Regions from separate parts of the Mus musculus genome. Here all the other regions are linked to region 1. Evidence: chromatin loops called from intact Hi-C (ENCODE). Cell type or tissue: left cerebral cortex. All regions are shown on one strand.

Evidence for each region. Peaks named below come from ENCODE experiments on the same cell type or tissue, not always from the same donor. Only the 100,000 strongest peaks of a DNase experiment are listed, where the experiment ranks them.
Region 2: a loop joins it to region 1, with 7 times the contacts of the local background. A loop is called at or near these places in 5 of 42 quality-filtered maps.
Region 3: a loop joins it to region 1, with 2.9 times the contacts of the local background. A loop is called at or near these places in 7 of 42 quality-filtered maps.

What each region holds. Positions count from the first base shown.
Region 1 is chr17:47,136,417-47,144,416 of GRCm38, reverse strand. It overlaps Gm41589 (a long non-coding RNA gene), which reads left to right and starts at 4,718. Exons shown (of 3, transcript XR_876847.2): 1 at 4,718-5,169. It also overlaps a transcript of Trerf1 not described here. In left cerebral cortex, a CTCF peak has its summit at 4,412; DNase peaks (open chromatin) are centred at 3,917, 4,498, 4,868, 5,141 and 5 more places; H3K4me3 peaks cover 5,187 bases; H3K27ac peaks cover 4,470 bases.
Region 2 is chr17:47,193,855-47,201,854 of GRCm38, reverse strand. It overlaps a transcript of Trerf1 not described here. Among named protein-coding and RNA genes, the nearest start is that of Trerf1, 32 kb to the left of the region's middle. In left cerebral cortex, no CTCF peak of the experiment used is centred here; DNase peaks (open chromatin) are centred at 4,963, 5,353, 6,358, 7,791 and 3 more places; H3K27ac peaks cover 3,124 bases.
Region 3 is chr17:47,323,684-47,331,683 of GRCm38, reverse strand. Trerf1 (transcriptional regulating factor 1) reads right to left here. Exons shown (of 17, transcript NM_172622.3): 8 at 7,030-7,096; 9 at 4,822-4,961; 10 at 4,580-4,683; 11 at 2,591-2,666. Among named protein-coding and RNA genes, the nearest start is that of Mrps10, 41 kb to the left of the region's middle. In left cerebral cortex, CTCF peaks have their summits at 3,537 and 5,177 (motif pointing right); a DNase peak (open chromatin) is centred at 7,427.

The DNA.
Region 1 (8,000 bases):
AACTACTAAATATAAACAATTTTAGCTCTTCTCACCCTATCAGCCTCTTGGCAAATTCTTCTATGCACCACCCCACCCTGCCTAGGGAGAGAAAAACAATACTTTGTGTTCTTACGATAAACCCATACATCAAAAAAGAAAGAGAAAATTCTAAATAAGCTTTGTTTTCCGTGTCTGCACATTTTAATATACGAGGCACGGAACACAACACCCTCTCCTCTCTCCCCTCTTTATAATTTAAACTCTGAACTCAACAAATAGCACAGGCACAGGCCGGTTAACAGAGTGCTCTCTGCACAGCTGCTAGACTGACTATTTCCACAGTAAGCTTCTGTCAATGCTCTCTGATATTAGCACATGCCTGCTACGTGGATGCCTGCTTACCAAGCTGTGAAAAGACCCACGTTCATTCTGGAACCTACAAAATTAATCTTCTCTGTGCCTATAATGCATAAGGCAAAGGCGCCTTCCCTCCCTCCTCCTCTCCCCCCCCCCCAACATGTCAGGCTAGCTTCTAAACAATCAGTTGGCGAAAATGGACATGCCTGAAAGGGCGGGGCCCAAAGGGGTGTGTCACTCCGGGTATCAATTCCTGTAAATCAAATCCTGACAATTGTCACAATATTATAAAAAGAATGAATTATGATTCTTGGGCCTTCAAGCCTTTATTACCACGAGAACATTCTCAGTTGAATGGCGGAGGGGGGGGGCGCTACTGTGACTTGATTAATGGCCAAAAGCGAGACAATAAAATAAATGTTAAGAGGGGGAAAAAAAACCCATTCTTGGCTCCCAGGTTAGACATGTAAATAATTCCACCCTGGAATAAACACACATGAGGAATTCTTATTTACTCTCTGAGCGTATACACCCAATCAGACTCAGCCAATAGCCCAGTTAAAGATAACAGCTAATTTGTTTAGCTAATGCCTAGTTGGGAACATGTGATAGGTGGCACTAAGATTTCGAACTAACTCAACTCTCAATCTGCCAAATATTAATCCCTTGATCCTGAAGCCTGATGGGAGGAAGGAGAGAAGGAAAAACGGACTGTTTATCAGTAACATAAGGGGGTGGTGGTGGTGGTGGTGGTGTTATTATTTTGTTTTGTTTTTTAACCCATTTTCCCTTTCTAAACTCAAAACCTGTTTACAGAACTCAGGAAAGCTTAACCGACTTTAGTTAACCTCGGTGTTGGGTGGTTATGCCATATCCCTACTAACCAGTTCCTGGCCAGACCCCCTGGTGCTCAAATTCTCCTGGCCAAGTTCAACTCCCCACACCAGCACCCATCAAAGTTAAAGGATCTGCAGAACCCAGTAGGCTGCGAGCCAAGAAAGCGAGCAAGGAGAGGCAAAGACTGCTGGTTTAACTAGCTAAGTGCTGGCTCCTCCAAGCATCTTGTCGGAGTGGGCTACAAAGCACACTTCCCCACAGAACTCCTTGAATGAGAAGTACCGAGGGTGCAAGCAAACGATTGTCACTGCCTGGGACAATGTAAAACTCCTTTCTTTCTTTCTTTCTTTCTTTCTTTCTTTCTTTCTTTCTTTCTTTCTTTCTATTTTTCTTCTTCTTCTTCTTTTTTTTTTTTAAATCACCTCGGCTGCCTGAGGAAAAGGCCAAGGAAACTGCTTCTCCCAGGCATGCTCTGCTGACGTCTTGGGCCATGCCTGAACTGGTCATGTTGAAGCATGACTTCCACACACTTAGCAAGACAGTCCAGGACCACGAAAGACCAAGCACTGACTACAACACAAACACTTCACTTACCAAAGCAACATTTGTCTGAGGAGTTTGACAGCAAGCTGACTCTAACCTGCCCGGAACCCCAAGGCATATTTTTTTTTCTTCTTTAACCCAAGGATGGCGGGCTGCAAGCTCCAGCCAGGCGCTGGCCAGAGGCTGCCTACCAGGTGCTGTCAGCCTGCCTCCGTGGGTAAAACCGTGCTTTGGTTTGTAATTTCTGCTTCTTCAGCCCACCAGCAGTAACTTCCCAGACTCACAGACTGAAGTTGGGGAGTGAAGAGGCAAGTTCGCCTGCTTATACACTTCTCCCACCTGGGTGGCCACACTTACTTCTGGGGACTACCCAGCCCCCACAGAGCCCGCAGACTCCCATATATACACATATGTATCATGTCAAAAACCCCAAAAGACACATCCCTAGGGTCCTGCGGTTTCTTGGCTGGAAGAATGGAGGCTTTATAATATACCAACCTTCAATTTCAAACCCACCACCGACACCCTTTAAGCTGGGGTTTGCCAGTTACACCGCCCACCTCACCCCTCCCCCTTTGCTGGGATGCTATGAGCCCGGAGAGGGAACAGGGAAGAAGGCGAGCAGGGAAAAGGCCCTGCTAACGTACTGAAAGTAAAGAGGCCTCGGGAGACTTGTCTTTCTGTGTCCCCCGCAGGCTTCCCTCCACACTCCACCCCCATCTTCTTACGGAGCATCCCTCCTCCCAACTATTTTTTTTTAAATGAAACTTAATAAGCTTTTCGCCTACCTTGGCTGTTTCGGCAACAAGTGCCTGGGCAATCCGACAAGACGACCAATCTCCACTTGGGGGGGTGAGATGGGGGGCGAGCCGAGCTGATGGAATAATTTCAATATTAATTTATGTCAGCCGCCTTCTCGCAGCTACTCATTTACAGTACTGCCCTCAGCCTGTAAACAAATATCGCTCCGCCAGGAAACATACTCCCCAGATGCAAGCCCCTCTCCCCAAGCAGGGAACCTGGCCCCTCGCCCCTCCCTCCCACAGCACGGCCCCCTCCCCCCTGAGTCCCGGGTGGGAAGCTCAGGGCTTTCTAAAGCACCAACTCACCACCTTCAGCCACCACCCCAGCAAGAAACTTACTCGGTCCGGTCTACGCCTCAACCCTCCCTCCAGGAAATCTCCTCTCCATATGTATTCAACCTCCCCGCAGGAAATCTGCTCCCCCCTCCCCCCTTCTATATACATGCACACCCCCCTCCTCCTCACGCGCCCTCCCCGGCCAGAAACTTACTAGCTAGCAAGCAAGCGTGCAGGCTCTCTCGTCCTTGGAAACTTACTCCCAGATACAGCACCAATAGCACCCCTCTTTCCCCCCTCCCCCAGGCCCTGCTCCCTTCCTTGCCCTCCAACTCCAAACTCTCCGCATCCAGCCACTCTCTCCCTCCCCGGTGGAAATTTGCAGCGCCGGGCTGCGCGCGTGCATCCACCCTCCTCCCCTCCAGGAAACTTACTCCCCATCTGCATGCACCGCCTCTCAGCCATCGCATAGAGGGAAGGGGGTGTGCTGGGGAGACAGAAATACATATGTATCTCTCGCCCCTCCCCCGGCCGCAGCCCACTCAGGGCCGAGCAGCGCTAACCTGGCCTTACCTTTTTGCATGGCCCCCTCCCCGAGCCCTCCGGATCCGCTCCCCAGCACCCCAACCCACCCCTTTTCACCCATCACCCACCCCTAGCAACCGTTCCTAAGCTCCTCTCGGCCTTTTTTTTTTTTTTTTTTTAAATCCAGGATGCAAATTCCTCCCCTGTCAGCAAATCGACTGTCAAATTATTTTCTTGCAAAAGGAGAAAGGCGGGGTGGAGTGGGGGGGGGGGTCAGAAAAGGGGGGCAGACAGGCGGGTAAAAGAGGGAGAGGGACAGAGGAGGGGAGAGATATCCCTCCGCAGAGCTGGGGCTGGCGGCGGGCGGGGAAGCAGGAAGTAAGGTGTCCAGCGCGGCGGGTTCTCCGCCGCGGCCCCCGCCCGCCGCCCCTGTCCCCCGGGGCGCCGCGCTCCGGCAGGCGCGGGCCGCCCGGTGCATTGTTCGCAGCCTTCCCCTAGCCGGTGCACGGACGACTTTTTTTTTTTCTTCTTTTCCGCGCTCCGCGTAGTGTATACGTGAGCTTGCACCTTTTGTAAGCTGGCGAGTCTCTGAACTGGAGAGGATGGGACCACGAGCCTAGGACCTGTCAGTCCCCGGAGTGTAGCAGAGACTCGGATCCCCGGAGGGGGTGGGGGACTCGAGGCCCCCTTGGAGTGGGAGGGGTGGGAGAGCAGCTTGGTGGCCGGGAAGCTGCCGCCTTCCCACTCCGGACCCATTGCAGGATTGCTTCCTGCGTCGCAGTCGCGGTTATTGTAAAAGGCGCGTTGCAAATCTAACGACTCGGGCTGGGAGATTTTTATTGTTGTTTATTTAAGGATTTGCAAAGATACCAAGATCCAGGCAGGCTGCAAAAAGGACTGTGCCTCGAACCCTCACCAACACCACCGCATCCCCCGGTCTTTCTAGGGCCTGGGGGTGCTCCCAGGAAGGGATCTGAGGGTTCTGGAGAAGCTCGCGCCTCCATCCTCTGCCCCTTGGGGGCGGGGAGCGGTCTCCATCTCCGCTGGGTCTGGGAGGGATGTTGCCTAGGAGAGAGGCGGGCAGGAGGGAGGGAGGAGAGGAGGGGGCGCGGGTGCGGCCCTGCGTCCGCCCCTCGCCGTGCGCCATGACTGTGGAACGTGGTGCCGGGGAGGAGGGCCCGCCGCCGGGGGGCCGCCCGGGGCTGCTCGGCATTGGTTGCAGAAACCCGAGCCCTGAAGTCGCTCCCCCTCCTTGGGTTTGTCTCCTCCTCCTGCTCTGCGGGGGAAAACCGCTGCACCCAAACGGAGAGCAGCTGCGAGCAAGGGGGCAGGGCGCCGGCTGGCAGGCTAGCCAAGGGTTCGATCCCCCCTGGGGCGGGGGGGGGGGGGGGGGCCGCTGGCTGGCCTCGGAAATGGAAAGGGATCTGAACAAGACCTCGTCCTGGGACTGCAGATCAGTCCAGGTGCCACGACCTTAGGCCAACATCCCCGGCATCTCCAACCATCTCCGTACTTCTTTTCTAGTCTGAGGAAACGTGCACCAAAGATAGTTCAACTAAAACAGCCACCCGGCGCGGAGATCTAGACTTCAGTGTTGGAGGATCTGTAGGACAACGAGGGTTTTTTTTTTCCCCACGAGGAAAAGTTACACCATCCTTTCCCTCCCCTGTGTGGAGGAATCGTGTGCCCTTTTCTCCTCAAATCTGGCGCGAGATAAGCCACTGTCCCTGACCCATCCCACCCCCACTTGGGCTCCGGGTGTGGACAGGGCGGGAGAAAAACTATATGGAAGCTTAAAGCATGAGGTCATGGGTTGAAGAGGCTGCTGCCAAAAGCCGCGGAGGTGGTGTGTATACGCGTGTGTGTGTGTGTGTGTGTGTGTGTGCGCGCGCGCGCGCGCGCGTGCGTGGGTGGGTAGGTGGGTGGGTGTGTTTGGAGGGGTAACGGTTCTCCATCTTCAGCACTGGAAAGCCCTCTCATCTAATCCTATAAATTCTAAAACACCTGAACCAGGAAGACCCTCTGAAAGAAACAGAAAGAGGCTTGGGTCTATTTTCTCTCAGTGACCCTCTGGCCCGGGACCCGGTCCTTTCGACTAAGCAAAGAGCCAAGGACAGCGAAGAGGAGCAAAGCTTGCTCACCCTTACCTTGCCAATCCTCTGCTTCCATTAAGACTGCCGCCCTTACTAAGACACTAGTGTCCCACACTGCAGCTTACCGTAACCTTTTAAACCCTGCAAGTCCCTCCTGGTTCTGAAGCAACCCCACCCGCCTTGCGCGGGGAGTGGGGTGGGGTGGGGGGCGTAGTTCATCTCTGCAGCCCTCTCTTCCTTCAGTCAGAGCCTTGCCACTGCTCTGTTCCAGAGGGGGGTGGCCTCCCTAACCATTCACCTACCTGATTTTACTAGACCTTCAGTGTTCCAGTCCACTTCCCCTATCTCCAAGAACCCTTCTAGAAGTTACACCTTCATCTCTGACTCCCTGGGATTGGCGGGCCTTTCTCCAGACCTTCTAGCAGCCAGGCTATCACGGAACTGGCCCTAAGGAAGGCCCTTTGCTAAGCTTGAGAGCCACCACTGCCCCAGGGCCTGACGGTTCCCTGAGCGAGTTGGCTTGGATTCCTCTAGAGACCATGGAGAAAGCATCGCCCTGCCTTTCCTACAAACCTGAGTCTCTCCACCTCCAAAGGTCAACACTCACACCCACAGAGCACCAAGAGACAAAAGGTCTCCAAACAAAAGCTCCTCCCTGGGGCAGATAAGAAACCCTAACAGATAAGGAGTTCCAGGCTGCAGAGTTAAGTAACTGGCCCCGGGTCATAATACAGACCTTTACCACCCAGGTTTGCCGGGGCTCCTAGACCACAGGCTGCAGAAGGCTGTGGATTTGCTTCATGCAACTACACAGCCACCTTAAAAGACCACGCTTTCAACACACCACGCTTTCTTACTTGGTCCACAAGTTCACCGGGAGCAGAGAGTGTCCCTGAAGAGAGTTAGCCCAGAAGATCTAGAGCAAACTCAATCTCTCTCTCTCTCTCTCTCTCTCTCTCTCTCTCTCTCTCTCTCTCTCTCTCTCTGTCTCTCTCTCTCTCCCTCCCTCACACACACACACATACACACACACAGGAGAAAATTATGTTCCCAGAATCTGAAATTATTTAAGCAAAATTATCTTTGGCCCAAATGATTGGAAAACACCAATAAAGATAATAGAAAGACCACAATGAAATCATTTTTAAAAAAAAAAGACTTTTATTTGTTTTATGTGTGTATGGTTGGAACATGGAGGTCAGAGGACCACTTGTTTGCAAATGGTTCTCATCTTCCACCAAGTGGGATCCAGGGACTGAACTCGAGTCATGAGTCTTGGTGGAAGGTACCTTTACTGACTGAGCCAGCTCACTGGTCTTGATCAAGGAAATCAACTTTTAAAGGCGATCTGCTGAGTGACATACCTGACCCCCTACAAGCACTGTGACTTTCTGACGGTTTCGGCACAGCTCTGCAATGAAACTCAATCTGTATTACCATATACTCAAGTTGTGGTTGGTTGGTTGGTTGGTTGGTTGGTTGGTTGGTGACAGGGTAATACTATGTAACCCTGGCTAGCCTGAAATTTTCTGTGCAGCCCAGACTGTCCTGGAATTCACAGAAATCCACTTCCTATGCCTCTCAAGTGCTGGGATTAAAAGCATATGCCACCACACCCTGATAGGATTTTTTTTTTTAATGACTCAAAGGGTGGGAGAGATGGCTCATGGGTTAAGAGCATTGATGCCCTTTCAGAGACCTGGGCTCAATTCCCAGCACCCAGGTGGTGTTCTAGAACCATCTGTAACTCCTGTCCCGGGTACCCAACACCCTCTTCTGATCTCCACGGCTCTGCCCACGTGTGGTGCACTGACATGCATGGAGGCAAAACATCCATACATATAAAATAAAAACAAAATGAAAAGACAGAGAGAGTCAGAGAGAAGATGGCTACTATCAAAATATCAGGTCTTTAAACTGAATTGAGCTGGGTACAGCCTGCCCTCTGGAGATTGAAGCCGTTGACCACTGTACATTAGTGGAAGTTTTGTCAAAGCTGTTAGGTCTTGATTGTCAATTCTCAGCACTAGTCCTCATGGTAAAACTTGCTTAAATGTAATTATTTCTCCTCTTCCTCTTCCTCTTCCTCCCCCTTCTCCTCCTCCTTCTCTTCCTCCTCTTTCTTAGGCTTAATTCATTTCCATGGTGCCAAGTTCAAATGAACAACCAGAAAGTCTCTTCCTCACACTGTCCCCATCCACTCTGTTTTCCCTGAGCAGAAGCAAGAAAATTCACAGGTGGAAGATATGCCTAGCTGTCTTCCAGCGGAGGCCGTGCAACACTCTTTGGACACCTATTTCAGTCTTTATAACCAGTGCTCCTTTTCCAGCCTTGGCAGAGCCACCACCCTACATACCCACACACAGACACCACACACACACACACACACACACACACACACACACACACACACACATACACACACACCATACACACACACACACACACACACACACCACACACACACATACACACCACACACTACAGACATACAAACACACACCATAGACACACACACAAAGTCCTATTCTTCTCAAATGTTTAGCCTCATACAGGTTAAATGGTTGCCTGAGCATCTTACATT
Region 2 (8,000 bases), 57 kb before region 1:
CGGGGGACTTGAAGAGCCAGGCACGTGTAGGGTTATGGTAAACTCTGAAACCCACAAACCATTTAGTTCAGAGGACCCCGCTAGAGAATCTTCAATTTATTTTATTTTATGTATATGTATTTTGCCTATGTGTATGTCTCTATACCATGTGTGTATCTGCTGCCCATGGATGTCAAGAGAGGATTGAGGGCTCCCTGGAAGTGGGGAGCTGACATGTGGGTGCTGAGACTCAAACCCAGGTCCTTTAGACGAGAAGTGTCTTAGGGTTTTACTGCTGTGAACAGACACCATGACCAAGGCAATGCTTTTTTTTTTTTTTTTTTTTTGGTTTTTCAAGACAGGGTTTCTCTGTATAGCCCTGACTGTCCTGGAACTAACTTTGTAGACCAGGCTGGCTTCAAACTCAGAAATCCGCCTGTCCCTGCCTCCCGAGTGCCTGGATTAAAGGTGTGTGCCAACATCGCCCGGTGGCAATTCTTATAAAGAACAACATTTAATTTTTACAGGTTTAGTCCATTATCACCAAGGCAGGAACATGGCAGCTTCCAGGCATGTATGATGCAGAAAGAACTGAGAGTTCTACATCTTCATCTGAAGGCTGCTAGCAGAATACTGGCTTCCAAGCAGCTAGGATGAGGGTCTTAAAGCCCACAACCACAGTGACACATCTACTCCAACAGGGCCACACCTTCTAATAGAGCCACTCCCTGCGCCAAGCATGTACAATCACCACAAGGAGTCAGTGCTCTTAACCACTGAGCCATCTCTCCGGCTCCCAGAAAATCTCTACCTAGTTACGAAAATTCCCAGCTCCACAGAAGCACTCACCAAAGGAGGCCTAGAAAAGAGCTGCCTGACCTAAGAGATGCTGCTTAGACAGGCTACAGCCGTCCAAACTACTAAAGACTGCCTAGACTAGAAAAGCTTGACTATACAGTATTCCAGGAACACATCACATAACAACATACATGATCTGGCTCCAGTTCTGTAAGAAAACAACAAGCAGGCAAGCAGAGTGATGCACGCATGCGTGGGAAAAATCACTGGGCCAAAAAAATCCAAGATCCTGAAAATGTCAGAGTCTGAAGAGTAGTGACGGACATCTGTGCTTTCTTCCCATTCTCTTCAAATATGCCCCAACTTTTATCTAACTTATTATTATTATTAATATTATTAAACAGTAAATATTGGGTCTGTTTGTTTGGTTTTGGTTTGCAGTGTTAAGGAACAAGCCTTGCACATGTCAGCTATAGCCCTAGGCCAGACTTTTTTCTTTTTTACATTTTTTAATTAACAGAGCACACACATAGAGGTCAGAGGACCCCATGTACAAGTTGCTTCTCTCCTGTCACTGTGTGTCCCAGGGATTGAACTAAGGTCAGCAGGTTTGGTGACAAGTACCTTTATCCATGGAGCTATCTCTTTAGCCCTAGGCAAGATGATTTTTTAAGGCAAGGTTTGTAGTTCTGGCTGGCTTAGAACTCACTATGTAGACCGGGTACTTGAACTCAGAAATCTACCTGCCTCCCAAGTACTGGGATTAATCTGGGCATTTAAAGGCCAAGAGGACTAACTAGGAAGACTCAATGGGGTAAAATCTTGGAAAAATGCCCTTTGGGAGGGACAGTGTAGATACTCAGATCTCTACAATGTCCAATGTCCCCAAAGAGATAAGTCAGGCCTGTTTCCGAGCCTGTGTGTGTGTGTGTGTGTGTGTGTGTGTGTGTGTGTGTGTGTGTGTGTGTATGTATGTATGTATGCATAAGGATGTGTGCCTGTACACACATGTGCAACACACACACACACACTTGCCTCATGCCATCCTCAGCAGGCTAGCCCTCCAATCTCCTATCCCACTTCGCCCCATCCAATGGAGCACAGAGCCAAGTAAGGTCAGTCAAGGAGGCATGGATACCCTCCATGTGTACACAGCCCGTCAAGGACTTCACAAACGTGAAGCCACACACCCAGTGATTCTAAAACACAGATACTGCTAACACCATTTTATCGAGAGGAAACTGAGGTTCAGGGTCCCCCAGCGACCCTGGGGCCCGGAGCTGGGAGTGCAGCTCCAAGTGTCAGCACATCTGTCTGCAGATGTTTTGTAGGCCTGGAGTAGCCCCCTCGTCAGCTGCAACCACGACTGTAACAACGTAAAATAACAAGTTCTCGGCAGCTTTCACTTAGATTTAGGTTGAAAGTGAAATGCTCCGCCAGTCCCAATTTGAGAACATATAAATATGAATATTTAATCACTAAAAAAAAAAAAGTAAGAAAAGGAAAGGGGGAGGGGAGGCAAAATGCTCAGCTCTTAGCTCAACCCTCATTCAGTGAGGCAGAAATAAAAAGTGAGCCAGCCCCCAACACATTGTGCTTTAATGAAAGCACCGAGCCGATCTTCACTCCCACCCACCCCAGCCCACTTCGTTTAAATTTAGGCCGCCACCAGGCACACTGTACCCAACCGCATTGTCGCAGATGAAGTCATGAAGTCCTCAGCTGGCGCGCCCACACCTGTGTGAAGGAAACCGGGGCAGGCCGGGCACATGGGGCCAGCCTCCCTGGGCTAAAGGGAGGTCTTTATGGGAGAGGGGACACAGTCAAGTCTGTGACCTGGTTCAGCCTTGTGGAGCAGTGACCTTGGGATAGCCAGCTTTGCCTCTCTGGGTCCCAACCAGTGTTCTATAAAGTCAGGGTGACTACAGGGATGGCCAAGTCCATCACAGCTCAAGGGGACTCCAGCCATCTGATGGAAGGATACCGTTACTCCACACTACAGAACGATAGCAGCCCACGAGCTGCCAGCTGCGGCTGCATGCGACGGCATGACTGCAGGGCTGTCCTCCTTCAGCTCCGGACTTCCATCAGTGTTGGGCTGACAGTCTGAGGGAGAGGCTTGGGAAAGGGGATTTCACAGCCAGGTCCAGCTCAACCAGCCTTGAGTCCTTGATCCTTCCCTTCTGAGGAATGAAACCCGAGGTTGTCCTCTGGCCTCCACACACATAAGCACAGCACACACACACACACACACACACACACACACACACGCACACACGCACATTCATACGTGTATTTATTATTTTCTGTCATTTTTCCCTCTTGGAGATTTAGTATATCTAGTCTTTCACTTTTTCTTCTTTAGAGCAGCACCTTAGCCCAGGCTGAACTTAAAACTTACAATCCTCCTGTCTCTGCCTTCCTCCTTGCATTTCACTTCATTTGCTTATTTAGTTTTTGGGGTTTGTTTTGTTTTGTCTGGACAGACGGGTATAGCCCAGGTCAGCCTTGAATTCACTGTGCAGTCACGGCTGGTCTTAAACTCCTACTAATCTCCCTGCCTCTCCGGCAAAGTGCTATCATTACAGCTATGCCCCCAACACTCTCAGCTCCTGATGTGTTAAGTGTGATCTCATTAGAGAGAAGGGACAGGAAACTCTCCCCAGTCTTCTGGGCAAAGCTGAGGCACGACAGGCAAACAAGCTAGCTGGACTTCCCCGAAACCTAGGTGACATGGCCCTTGCTAGTACCCATCCTCTCACACAGAGGCACTGAACACCCTGGCAGAGGAGGATAAAATTAATATGGAAAATGCACAGAGAAACCCCACTTCACGGTAGAGGGCCAGGAAGCTACTCAATGCTCTGTGCTGTTTGGCCAGTGTGTAGTTCCGATCCTCTGCAGCCGATGGACACTTTCCAAGCAGGCTGCTCCCAGAACTATGTACTGAGGACTCCACGGGTATCCAACAGCCAGGTCCCAGAGAGCCAGAGAAAGCAGGTTTTTCAGGACAGAAGGAAGCCAAGCCCCTTGCACGCCCTGGGGTGCCAACACAGAAGATGGGATTACTCAGACCATGCAGACGTCCCGCACACTGACCCCAAATGGATAACTAGAACCTGAGAACATGCAAATGCATCCACATGCCCCACCCCCCACGCCCCACGCATGGCCATCAAAGCCCCAAACGCTGACCCTCAAGAGGCACACTGTTTAAAGTGAATAAAAACGAGATACAAAGACCACACTAAATTATCCAGGCTACAGCCCAAAGAGGAGAAAATGACACAAAGACAGAAAATACTGTTTACTACTTATTAATGTTTGTGTTCGTGTGTTTGTGTGTGTTTGTGTGTGTGTGTGTGTGTGTGTGTGTGTGTGTGTGTGTGTGTGTGTGTACGCCACCCCAAGGGCAGTCTCAGATACCTCTCCTGGCTGTTGTGATTTCTGAGATGGGATCTCTCACTGGCCTGGGCTTGGCTGATTAGGCTAAGCTGGTGACCGCCCCAGGGGTCCTTCTGGCTTTACTCTCCTAGTGCTCACATTACAAGCATGCACCACCATACCTGGCTTTTTACACGGGTACGGGGACTCAAACTCACATCTTCATGCCTGCACAGTAAAGACAGGCACTTAGCCACCAGAGTCACACACCCCCGCCCCCCAGCACTTAGCCACCAGAGTCACCCCTCACACCCCCTAGCACTCAGCCACCCGAGTCACACACCCCCGCCCCCCCCAGTCCCCAAAAATAATAAATACTTTTGACAGAAGGCCAAAGGACAGCTGACATACATAGTAACTAAAATAATGAACACTGGGTCCCGTCCCTTAATAGCACTGTGACCTCAGCCCCTCTGAGCTTCCTCACCACCCCCCCAAATGAGTGTCACCGAGAGTCTATAATTTGAAATCTCCTCATTACGTTTCATAAGAAAACCCACAAACTGATTTCCTCAGAAGCCAAGGATGACAGGAGGAGAATTTTTAAGTCCCCTGAGCACTGGAGCGACCCAGACCTGGGAAGAAGAAGCCAGCAACAGCACAGGCACAGCATGGGTCTCCCTGTTCTTCTCTGGGCCCCTGAAGCAAGAGAGAGGTCCTGGAGCCCCTCTGGGCCACCTCAGAGACAGTGAGAGCTACTGAAAAGCTCCAGGCACCTGGCTTTCTCTTTTCTTTTTTGTGTTAGAATCACAGACCCCAATATAGCCAACAGAGATAGAAGAGCTCCCTGCTCTTGGAGTCTAAGATTAACCAAACTGCAGGAGAGGCTGCAAACTAAATTTACATGGGATGGGGGAGGGGAGAGGAAGGAGCAGAGGACATCTTTGGGGAAGAAATGATGACTAGAAATTAGGCCTGAGACCTCCTGAGGACAACACCTCATTGTGGTGAGAAAGTGTTGTGATATAGCCTGGGTGGCATCCCTAGACGGGCGTTCTGTAGGATGGCCCTTATCAGGGTCGAAAGACAGGACAGAGGTACTACGCAGCCAGACCCTAGAATTACAACAGTTGTGCTGTAGTTATCAAATGCTTAGGAAGTTTCAAGCACGCACCACAGCTCCTTTCTGCCAGGCATTTACCTACCTGACTCAGCCCTCTGCTCCAAAGTTCTCCAGACTCAGGCTACATCCTGGGATGAGGACGCCTCTCACCTCACTCAGCAGCCAGCCACTGCTCACTCCTGGACCACGTGGACTTCCTCCCTTCCTCTGTGCTGGGAATCAAACCGGGGGCCTGCTGTGTGCTAGACCAAGTTCTTCTACCTCTGAGCTTTAGCTGCAGCCAGCCCCACGGCATTCCTTTGTCCAATGAAAATTCGGATGTGCTCAAGAGATAGTGATCTAGACAGTCCCCCAGCTCAAGAGTCTGTCTCCATGAGAAAGGAATTAGCCACCATTCAGGCAAAGCCTGTCGCTACTAGTTTGTGTAGGTCATGGGTCAAGAGACACCTGCTTCTCTGCTGAGCTCAGCGGCATGCCAGGATTGATACCTGGAGGGTCCTCCAGAAAGAGTGATGCTGACGCAACGGCAACAAAGTATCAGAATGTTTTGAGGGCTGACAATTAACTGAGAAAAAGAAACTAGAAAACAATTCCCTGTTAAGCTATATATTTTTTTAAATCCCTAGGAATAAATTTAACCACAAACATGAAAGATTTATATATGGGAAACTACAAAGCATAAACAAAAGAAATTGAAAATATAAACCAATAGAGATAGCCCATGTTCGTGGATTACAACTGCTCCGGGGCCAGTGAGTTGTCTCAGTGGGTAATGCGGAACCTGACAACCTGAGATACCCAGAACCCCCGTGGCAGGACAGAATTAACCCCAACGGGCATGCCCTTGTCCCTCAGGAAACAAAGAAATATGTTACGAAAATGTTGTAAGAATTTAATACTGTTAAAATTTCTGTACTGAGGAGTCAGCACATGGCTCAGTGGTTAAGAGCACTGGCAGCTCTCCCAGAGACCTGGGTTCAATTCCCAGCACCCACATGGCAGCTCACAACTGTCGTAACTCCAGTTCCAGAGGATCTGACAGGCTCACACAGACATGCAGGCAGGCAAAACGCCAATGCACAAAAAACCCTGCTAAATCTTTTCAAAAACTGTCCTGAGCCAGACACGGTAAGAACGCCTACCTACAGTATCAGCAGTCAGAAAGTTGAAAGGGGAAGGTGCTCCTGAGACTAAGTGTTCAAGAGCAGCCTGGGTGATAAAGTAAGGCCATCTCGAAAAACAACAAAACCAAAAACAACTCATAGTGCTCATTGTGTCCAATGCAGTCTCAAAGTCATTCTTCACAAAAATGGAAAAAAAAGAATAAATCCAAAATTTACAAAGAATTACCAAAAATACTAACCAGTCGGCATGAGCACTTATTTTCAAAATATACTATAAAGCCATAGCAATCAAAACAGCATGGTACCAACATCGAAATGGACACACCGCCTGAAGCCCAGAGATAAAGCCAGCATCTATGGCCAATTAATTTTCCACAAAGACGCCAAAGACACACAGTGGTGAAATGATACTGTCTTTAGTAACTGTTCTCAGAAAGACGGGGAACACATATAGACAAAACGAACCTTTCTCTTAAAAATACATACATACATACATACATACATAAATGGAGAGGAGGACGAGAAATGAGAAAGAGCAGAGCAGGAAGAGGAAGAGGAAAAGGAAGAAGAGGAAGGGGGAGGAGGCAGCGGAAGGAGGAAGTGGAGAGCAAGGACTAGAAAGAGAAGTATGAGGAGCGGTGGCCCCACCCCTGTTCCCATGTGGATGTCAATCAACTCCGCCCCCTCCCCCGCCCCAATCCCATGAGCCTCAGCGTCTCCCTCCATTCCGGCTGCCCTGTTAGAATCTCAGAAGCTCCACCTTTGAGCAAAGAGGGCTCCTCATAGAAAAACTGCTGTGTTTCCCGAGGCCCAGTTATTTTCCTGGGGGTTCTGTTTTTTTTATGGTGGGTTGTCTTTTTTTTTTTTTTTTTTTTCAATCCAGAGGAAGAGAAATGAAACGGAATCTGTAGAATTTTTAAACATAAAACGCAAATGAAGAGGAAGTGTGTCCCTCTCACGGGTTTCTTCATTAAAGCGACAGTTGAGTTTCAGACATCAGAAAACACTTAGACATCCATTCCCCCGGACATCAGAGATCAAGTACAGGGCCCGTCGCAGCCGACGAGCCTGGTCATCGCTCACGACCGAGGGAGCAGGGCAGCTGGGCTTGCTCATGGGCCTAATGCCACAGACTGAATGCAGAGGACACCAGCATCGACCCACACCCAGGAAGGAGGCCAGACCTTCTGAATGGCCATGACGTCAAGATTCTCCACTAATACACGGGGAGCCAGACATGGTGGTAGACAACTGTCATGCCAGCCCTCAGGAGCCAGAGGCAAGAGAATCACCACAAGTTCCAGACCAGTGGGAGAATATAGTAAGACACGGACTCAAAAATCCAAAAACAGGGCTGCGGACGTGGATCAGTGGGTAGAGTGTGCGGAGCGAGTCAGGGCTGGAGTTCTGATTCCTGGAACCCACATTAAAAAGCTGGGATGTGGGAGCCGGGCGGAGGTGGCGCACGCCTTTAATCCCAGAACTTGGGAGGCAGAGGCTGGCGGGTTTCTGAGTTCAAGGCCAGCCTGGTCGACAGAGTGAGTTCCAGGACAGCCAGGGCTACACAGAGCAACCCTGCCTCGAAAAACCAA
Region 3 (8,000 bases), 190 kb before region 1:
AGGGTAGGTGTTCCAACGAGGGAGAAATTGAGCTGACCGTCCAACTGGGAGTAATAGAAAGGCTCTGGGCACAAAGGCCGAGGCAGGACAGGGCTATGATGGGACAGGATTCAGTGACCCCCCCCAGGAATCATATACAGGGGGTTTCAGAGTATGGCATGGTGGCTGGGACAAAAGATGTAACGAACTCAGTTATCTCCCTTTTTTTGTTGTTGTTGTTGTTTTTGTTTTTCGAGACAGGGTTTCTCTGTGTAGCCCTGGCTATCCTGGAACTCACTCTGTAGACCAGGCTGGCCTTGAACTCAGAAATCCGCCTGTCTCTTCCCATGTCTTGATAGGCAGCTGTCAAAGATCTGGAATTGTATCTGACTTCAGGGACCAGTGTCTTCATCTGCTCACAACACTAGAATATTCTTGGAGGCTTGGCTTGTAATCACTTGGAGAAGAAGGCAACTGACTGGTAACCCCCCTCTTCGGGTCTCCAAGGGCTGAAATGATTTCAGAAAGCAAGAGTTTTTCCTAAGGTATTTGAGAGGGAAGAAGTTGGGGGAATGGATAATCTAGCAATACTCCATCCGAAAAGCTTAATGGGCCTCAGCAGACTTTCAACATTCTTGGTAACATTTTCATGTTTTGTTTTGCTTGGGGCTGGAGGTGCTCTATCCCATGGCTTCCTGGTCTTTTGTGTCATGATGCACATAAAAAGTGCATAGTTCTTGTTTACCACACTGGGAACAACTGGAGAGGATCGTGTCCTGGATGAAGAGGCTCACTGCTGGCCACAACCAACCCCGAGGTTCTGTTGAGGCGGTGTGACCTGCGGTTAAGCCAGTGGCTGGAAGCTTCTTTCAGCCCACACGAAGCTCCGCCCACTATGCAGAGGAGTTTGGGATCTCTCCTGGATGCTGAGGATCCAGGAAGTTGGGAGGGCCTGCCAGGGTTTAATGGAACAGCATATGATGCTAACAGCATATGATGCTGGGGATTAAGAAGCAATGAAACTGTTTGCACGTCAGATCGGTGAGCTCCCACATCGTTGGACCCACACAAGTGGGGGAGATGATGAAGTTGGCTCCTTGGGCCCTGGTTACATGATGCCTTTAACTTAAGTGTCCATCTCCGGCTTGTCTCTTCCATGTGACTGCTGTCAGCTGAAACTGACCCCCAGGTAGGTGTCCTTGGGTATTCCTCATACACAACTTTGAGGGTTTTCTACTTGGTGACAACAGGTGGCGCAAGCCAACTCACAGGATGGAGGGAGAGACAAAAGAAACCTTCACATTTGGGCTGCGTTTGGTTGTCTGGTGAGGGACTGGAAGGAGTGTTAAGGGGTCCCCAAGACCATACATTCAGTATCTACCAAGGGGAGGTCTGCCCAAGGCACCAAAGAAACCCTCAAATGATACAAATCAAGGGGCAGTGGCTGGAGAGACAGCCCAGTGGTCTACAGTGGATACTGAGCTTGCAAAGGTCAGGAGACTGGCTTTGAGCACCCCTCACAGGTGACCCAAACTTCCTTCAAAGTTCAGCTTTCATGCATCTCGCACTCTCTTCTGGCTTCTGTGGGCAATGTAATAATGTGCTCTTGAGCACGCACAGGCAGGCAGGCAGGCAGACAGACAGGTAGACGAAATTAAAAATAAAATCTTAAAAAAAAAATCAGGCTGGAGAGAAAGCTCAGTGGTTAAGAGCACTGACTGCTCTTCCAAAGGTCCTGAGTTCGGATCCCAGCAACCACATGGTGGCTCACAACCGTCCATAACAAGATCTGATGCCTTCTTCTGGAGTGTCTGAAGACAGCTACAGTGTACTCACATATAATAAATAAATAAGTCTTTAAAAAAAAATCAAGGGGCAATGAAAGACCCAGTCATTCTGAAGTAGACAAACAAGGCAGGACTGGGGAGAAAGAGTGGATGGGTTTCCAGTTAGTGGAACCTCCATTCATGGCCTCATTTGCTGTCCTCAGGCTCCTCAACCTATTTCCTTCACACTCCATTTAAATCTAAAGCTGTTTTCTACTACTATGACTACTACAACACACACACACACACACACACACACACACACACACACACACACCCTGAACACACGCACACATGAAGTCTTTCTCCTGGCATTGAAATAGCCTTTTCTTCCTTTCCTTTCCTTTCCTTTCCTTTCCTTTCCTTTCCTTTCCTTTCCTTTCCTTTCCTTTCCTTTCCTTTCCTTTCCTTTCCTTTCTTTTCTTTTCCCTCTCTTCTTTCTTTTTCTAATTCAAGTCTATAGAAAGCCTAGGGCCTTGAGGAAGACCCGAGCCCACCTTTACTGCCTCCAAAGCCACGGGCTGCTAAGAGTGGCCTGCTCTGTGTTGTAGCCTTGGTGGCTCTTCCCTCTGATGCACAGGTCCCACTGCCTGGTGGGCAGCCATCGTGCACCATCTCCCAGATCTTGGGACATTCACAGGGGCAGGTGTTTACACTGACACGTGCCTAGCAGTGTTGGGCTAATGGACCCAGTGTTATCTACTTGTTCAAACAAATGACACAGAGCCAAACGTGAGGTGCCCGCTCTTAGGAAGCGACAGCGCCTGGGTATCCTGGCAACCTACCGGCGTAGTGGTAATTTGCTAAAGGATGACATTTTAACCTGACTGGCTTCCGCAGCAGCAGCATTTCCAGGGTAGCCTGCGGGGTCAGAGAAAAAAGGCGGAAGTCAGTCTATGTGCGAGTCTCACAGGAAAGCAGGTCTAACACTAGAGCAGAATGGGGAAGAAACCCAGGGGCAGACGATGCTAATGGGAATTTCCTTCCAGTTTGGCTCCAACAGGACTCAACATCTTAACTCCCACCTCCTCCGCCGGCCCCAAGATCATGCCTAAAGCTAGCTGGTGACAGCACAGAATATATAAAGGGCAGCTGTGAATTGAGTACTCCTTCGGAGAGACGGGGCGGGGTCTCTTGAAGGGAGGCGGATTCGCGGGGGCAGGGTTTGGAGACAAGGAGCGGGTGGTCAGTGACTGCTTTATAGCCAATCACAGCTCTCTTTATCGCTGGATAAAAACAGCTGTATTAAGTAATAAGTGTACCGCATGCTGTCCTTCCGGACTGTCACCCAGTGTCACCCTTCAGATCTGCCTCCTGCAGCCGTCTTGCGTACATGTCTGTATTCGTGTGGGTCCATGTATGTGTGTGCATGTGCAAGCATGTGGGCATGCGGAGGTCAGATGACAAGCTGTCACTCATCCTTCATGTGCTGTTCCCCTTGTATTTGGAGAGAGTGTCTCTCAGTGGCTTAGAGCTCACCAAGCGGACGAGGGCTATGTGACCAATGAAACCCAAGGATCTGCCTGTGTGTGCCTCCCTCCCGGCACTGCAAATACAAGTTCACTGCACAAAATCCATGTCTGTATGCATGTCTGTGTGCCTGGCACTCATGGAGCCCAGAAGAAAGCACCGGATCTCCTCGAACTGGAGTTACAGTCAGTTTGAAACGGCCACACAGCCGCTGGGAATCAAACCTGGATCCTTTGGAAGAAGAGCTCCCCCTATAGGTTTTAAAAGAAAAGACAGCAGGAGCGTGGATGGGTTTGGGTTGAGGGAGACAGGAAAATCTTGCTATTCTAAGTCCACAGGTCAGAAGCCTCAGCAACCTTTAAGGAGCTGCTTAGAAACCCAGGACCTCTGAGCTGGAGAGATGACTCGGAGATTAAATAAAGCATTGGCTGCTCTTCAAAGGACTCAGGTTCAATTCCCAGCCCCATAAGGTGGCTTACAAGTTACAAGTTACAGGGCATCTGATGCCCTCCTTCTGGCTCCACGGATACTGCACACAATTAACATTTATACACATAAAATAAAAATAAAGGAAGAAAAAAAGCGCGCGCGCGCGCGCGAGAGAGAAGAAAATCCAGAATCCCGGGCCCCACCCCCATCTGCTGACTCAGCACAAACACCTTAGGCAACATCCCAGTGATTTACGTATGTTGCTGAAGGTTCCAGAAGGGCACTGGTCCCAAAGGCAAGCATTCTATATCACACGTAAAGTATTGGCACATTTGTTGTTGTTGTTGTTGTTTTTTTTTTGCATTTCTGTAAAAATCTAAAAGCAGGAACCTGATTTCAGTACTAGAAGAACCATGCCCTTCTATATAGAAGGGAAACTGAGGCTGGTGAAGGCTGACCAGACAAATGGTCAGCGTTGACTCTGGGAAGATGGCCCCATGGTTCTAGTTTAGGGACATCGAGTATCCCTAATGAAGGTCCCCAATGTTCAGAACTATGTTAAAGGTAGGAAAACAGAACCGCTAATGACAGAGAAAAGAGGTCTGGAGGCATCCAGGTTTGTCTGATTTCCACAGCGGGAAGGACCTGGAGGCTAGTTCTCGTTTAATTCAAGCTTTTCTTCCACCTCCGTCATGGTGAATGGAGTGAAATTCTCATTTCCTAGAACACACGTACCCCTCATTATAATTTAGTTACAGAGATGCCAGCAGGGGTCTAAGTGGGGCTTTCTTTGCTGGAGGCCTTCCTGTCTGGACCTATGCATTGGGTTAATGCATCCACAAAGCCCCCATTCCTACCTTTCCTAGCTTCCTTACCATCACGTCACCTTTGGCCTCAAAGAGAGAGTGCAAAGCAAATTCCGAATTGGTTCCTCCACCTGGCAGCGCACTGGAACAACACAAATTCAGAAGATTCTCCACTGTTGAGAATAAGAAGTCATTGTATCAGAAATGTTCAGTGTCACAAAATCCCACACCCATTCTGGGGCCAGATGTTCCTGTTAGAGAACATCTAAGAGAAGCCAGCTTTATCCCCAGCTCCTCCTAAGTGCCAGTACCTTGCTGCTGGAGGGCCTGGTTTTCCAGCTCAGGCCACGGCTTCCATACCAGTGTGGCCCTGTGTGTGTCCTGAGCCAGGGCGGAGACGTCTTGCAGTTCTGGGATCTCTGCTTGGAACCTTAAGCCAATGTTGATGCGTCTTAAAAGAAAAACAGTATGGTCTTCAATGTGACAGCCTAGACCAGGGGCAACTGTCAGGAACTGCAAGTGTCAGGGAAGCAGTTTCTTCTGCTAGAAGAATGCCAGAGCAGGGCCCTCCAAGTCCAGGCATGGCCCTTTTCACTGGTAAGAACAGCTTTAATATTGGTGTTTAGGTACACTGTGTGAAGGCGTGTCTCTGCACATGCAATTGTTAATTTTGTACCAGCAGAGGGCTTGATACCGGCAAGGACTTGGTCTGGTTATTTTTTTTTTTTTTAAAGATTTATTTATTTATTTATTATATGTAAGTACATTGTAGCTGTCTTCAGGCACTTCAGAAGAGGGGGTCAGATCTTGTTACGGATGGTTGTGAGCCACCATGTGGTTGCTGGGATTTGAACTCTGGACCTTCGGAAGAGCAGTCGGGTGCTCTAACCCACTGAGCCATCTCACCAGCCCCGGTCTGGTTATTTTTATGTCCTATCACCAGTGTCATATTTTGTAAATATTCATTCTTCCCCATTTGCCTAAGACAATCTGGAATTGTATCTGATTGGCTGTAATAAAGATCAGATGGCCAGTAGCCGTCAGGAATCAGACATGAGAGTTTCATCCAGGAGACACAGAGGTGAATGGTTGCATGAGAGTGGAGCAGAGAGATAGGCCTGTCCACGTGGCGGGATGCAGTGTCAGGATTAGTTGGGTTAGAGTAGTCGGGAGACGGCCCAGCAAAAGGCTGAAGCTTTACAATATTTATAAGGCTCAGTGTCATTTATATCATTGGCGGGCTCAAGTTAGGCCTGTTAAAGTTGGGGACCTGGGGAAAGGCAAGAGGAACAAGCAGTCTGACTTCTCAGCTTTCAGCCTTGCTAAGGAAACAGGAATGGAAGGACAGCTAATTCCAAAAGAGGAGTTGCCAAGGGCATGGCTAGAGCAAGCCACAGAATGAAGGGAGGGGGCTAGGTGTGGGCACCAATGTAAAGTATGTATCCCTTCCAGACTATGTTTACATGGATATGCCATCTACACCATCTACGCTCACTAAGACCTGGGGTCCGAACAAGGCTGTAACCATGATTCCCTTTCAAGGCACCAACAAAGGCCTCAAAAAAAAAAAAAAAAAAAAAAAAAAAAAAAAACCGACTCAGTAAAAATCAAAACTAGAATGTGGCAACTCAAGCTTTTTGATTCTGGACTCTACAAAGCTCCATCCCATGGCCTCTTTTCACTCCCTTCCATAGTAAAGTAGCGTCTCTTTTATCTACAGCTTTCTGTGGTTTTCAATTACTCAGGGCTCACAAACATTAGCTGGGATACTTAGACGAAATTAATATGGAAGGAAAATATTAAACTGGAAGATCCAGAAATAAATAATTCTGTAAGTGCTACTTTCGTGCTATTCTAAGTAACGGGATGAAATAGCAAGTCAAGCCACTTCTACCCGCCTCAGATGCCTACCTGGTAGTCAGCTGGGATCTATATAGTCTACGATAGATCACTCGATAGTCTATCTACTTTGATAGACTCTGTCTCAGTTATCAGACAGGTGGTTGCGGCACTGCAGGGCTAATACGCAGGGCATGGTCCTATCAGAGGTTTCCGGTGCCCTCTGGAGGTCACACCGCCAATGTGTGTTGTGGATACTGTACCTCTCACTGATCATGAAATGATTCAAATACTCAACAAGCCCATTTGGAAGACTGGCCAAGAGTCACAGAGGGGACATGGGAAAAAGAACATTCAGAAGGATTCTCTTCTAGTTAAGCACCTTCAAGAGAGAGAGGTCACAGTGCCACTGGGGATATGAATGTGGACGAGTCTAGAAGCTGACCTGTGGGGGTAAGGATGCTAGATTGTTTGAATCTAGGGTTTCACATTTAGTCACAAGTCTCTGAAATACTAGCAGCTATAAGCAAATGGTAGGAAGGAAGCCACAATCCTACGTTTCCACAACTCTCCCCTCTCAGTGGCCACTGAATACAGAAATACTGACTGCCCTTCTAGAAGCCCCCAGACCTTTTCTTATCTGAAGCTTATGCTCTGAAGAATAATTGGTTATTGCTTACGGTTCAACATCCACAGTCTGCTCTCCAGGTCCTGGGGTGACTGTCACATTGCTGCCATCGATGCTGCCTGAAACACAAATGCTAGAGTTTACCAGACAACAAGAAAAAAAAAAATCCCAAGAAATGAATACAGATTGAAGTTAGCTGATCAGTGATTAGCCAAAAATAACAAAGCTCTCCTCCTACCCAATTCATATCAATTTCCAGAAGATATGATGGATTCATGAGGTTCTTTTTCTTTCTGTCTCTCTCTCTCTCCCTATCCTTCAGCCCCTTGACAGGGTCTTGATGTGTAGCTCAATCTGGTTTTGAACTTCCTATCCTCCAGCCTTAAGCCTCAGCCTCCACAGTGCTTAGGATTACAGGCCTTAGGATAGCCATTTCTCACACTGTGAGTTAAAGCTGGCTGGCTAAGCTACATGGTTTCTAGGCAACCAGAAAGAAACCTAGCTACAAAGATCTCTCATCTCCCTTTGGCCCCCTCAATATCTACGGAGGAGATGGGGTTTTCCTGTGCTGCTCAGGCTGGCCCTCAACCCCCCCCCCAATCCCTTCTGCCTCAGTTTCTATAGTAGTTGGGGCTACACTCACATATGGCCTACAGGGTTCATGATGGATTTTTTTTAAAGCACAGTAAATATTAAGATTTACTCTTGCTAGTAATAGCTGCCATGTGTATAACGGCTAAATATTTATCTTAAGCATCTTTTTTGACCATCCAAAGCAGTCTTAGAGTGCACATTTCCCGTTTTCTTTATCCCAAAGACACTCTCTCTGACTCGCTTCTCTCCTCACACTGCTTCCCTCGAGTTACTAAATGCGATGATGCGGAGTCTTTAAGACCACCTCGCATCGAATGTGGTACACATAATGGGTATTTCACAGAAATCCGCGGGGTAAACTAGCCAGGTGAAGAAAGTGTGACTCCCCACCCACTCAGGGTAGTATTCAAATCGACAGAGGTTGACACC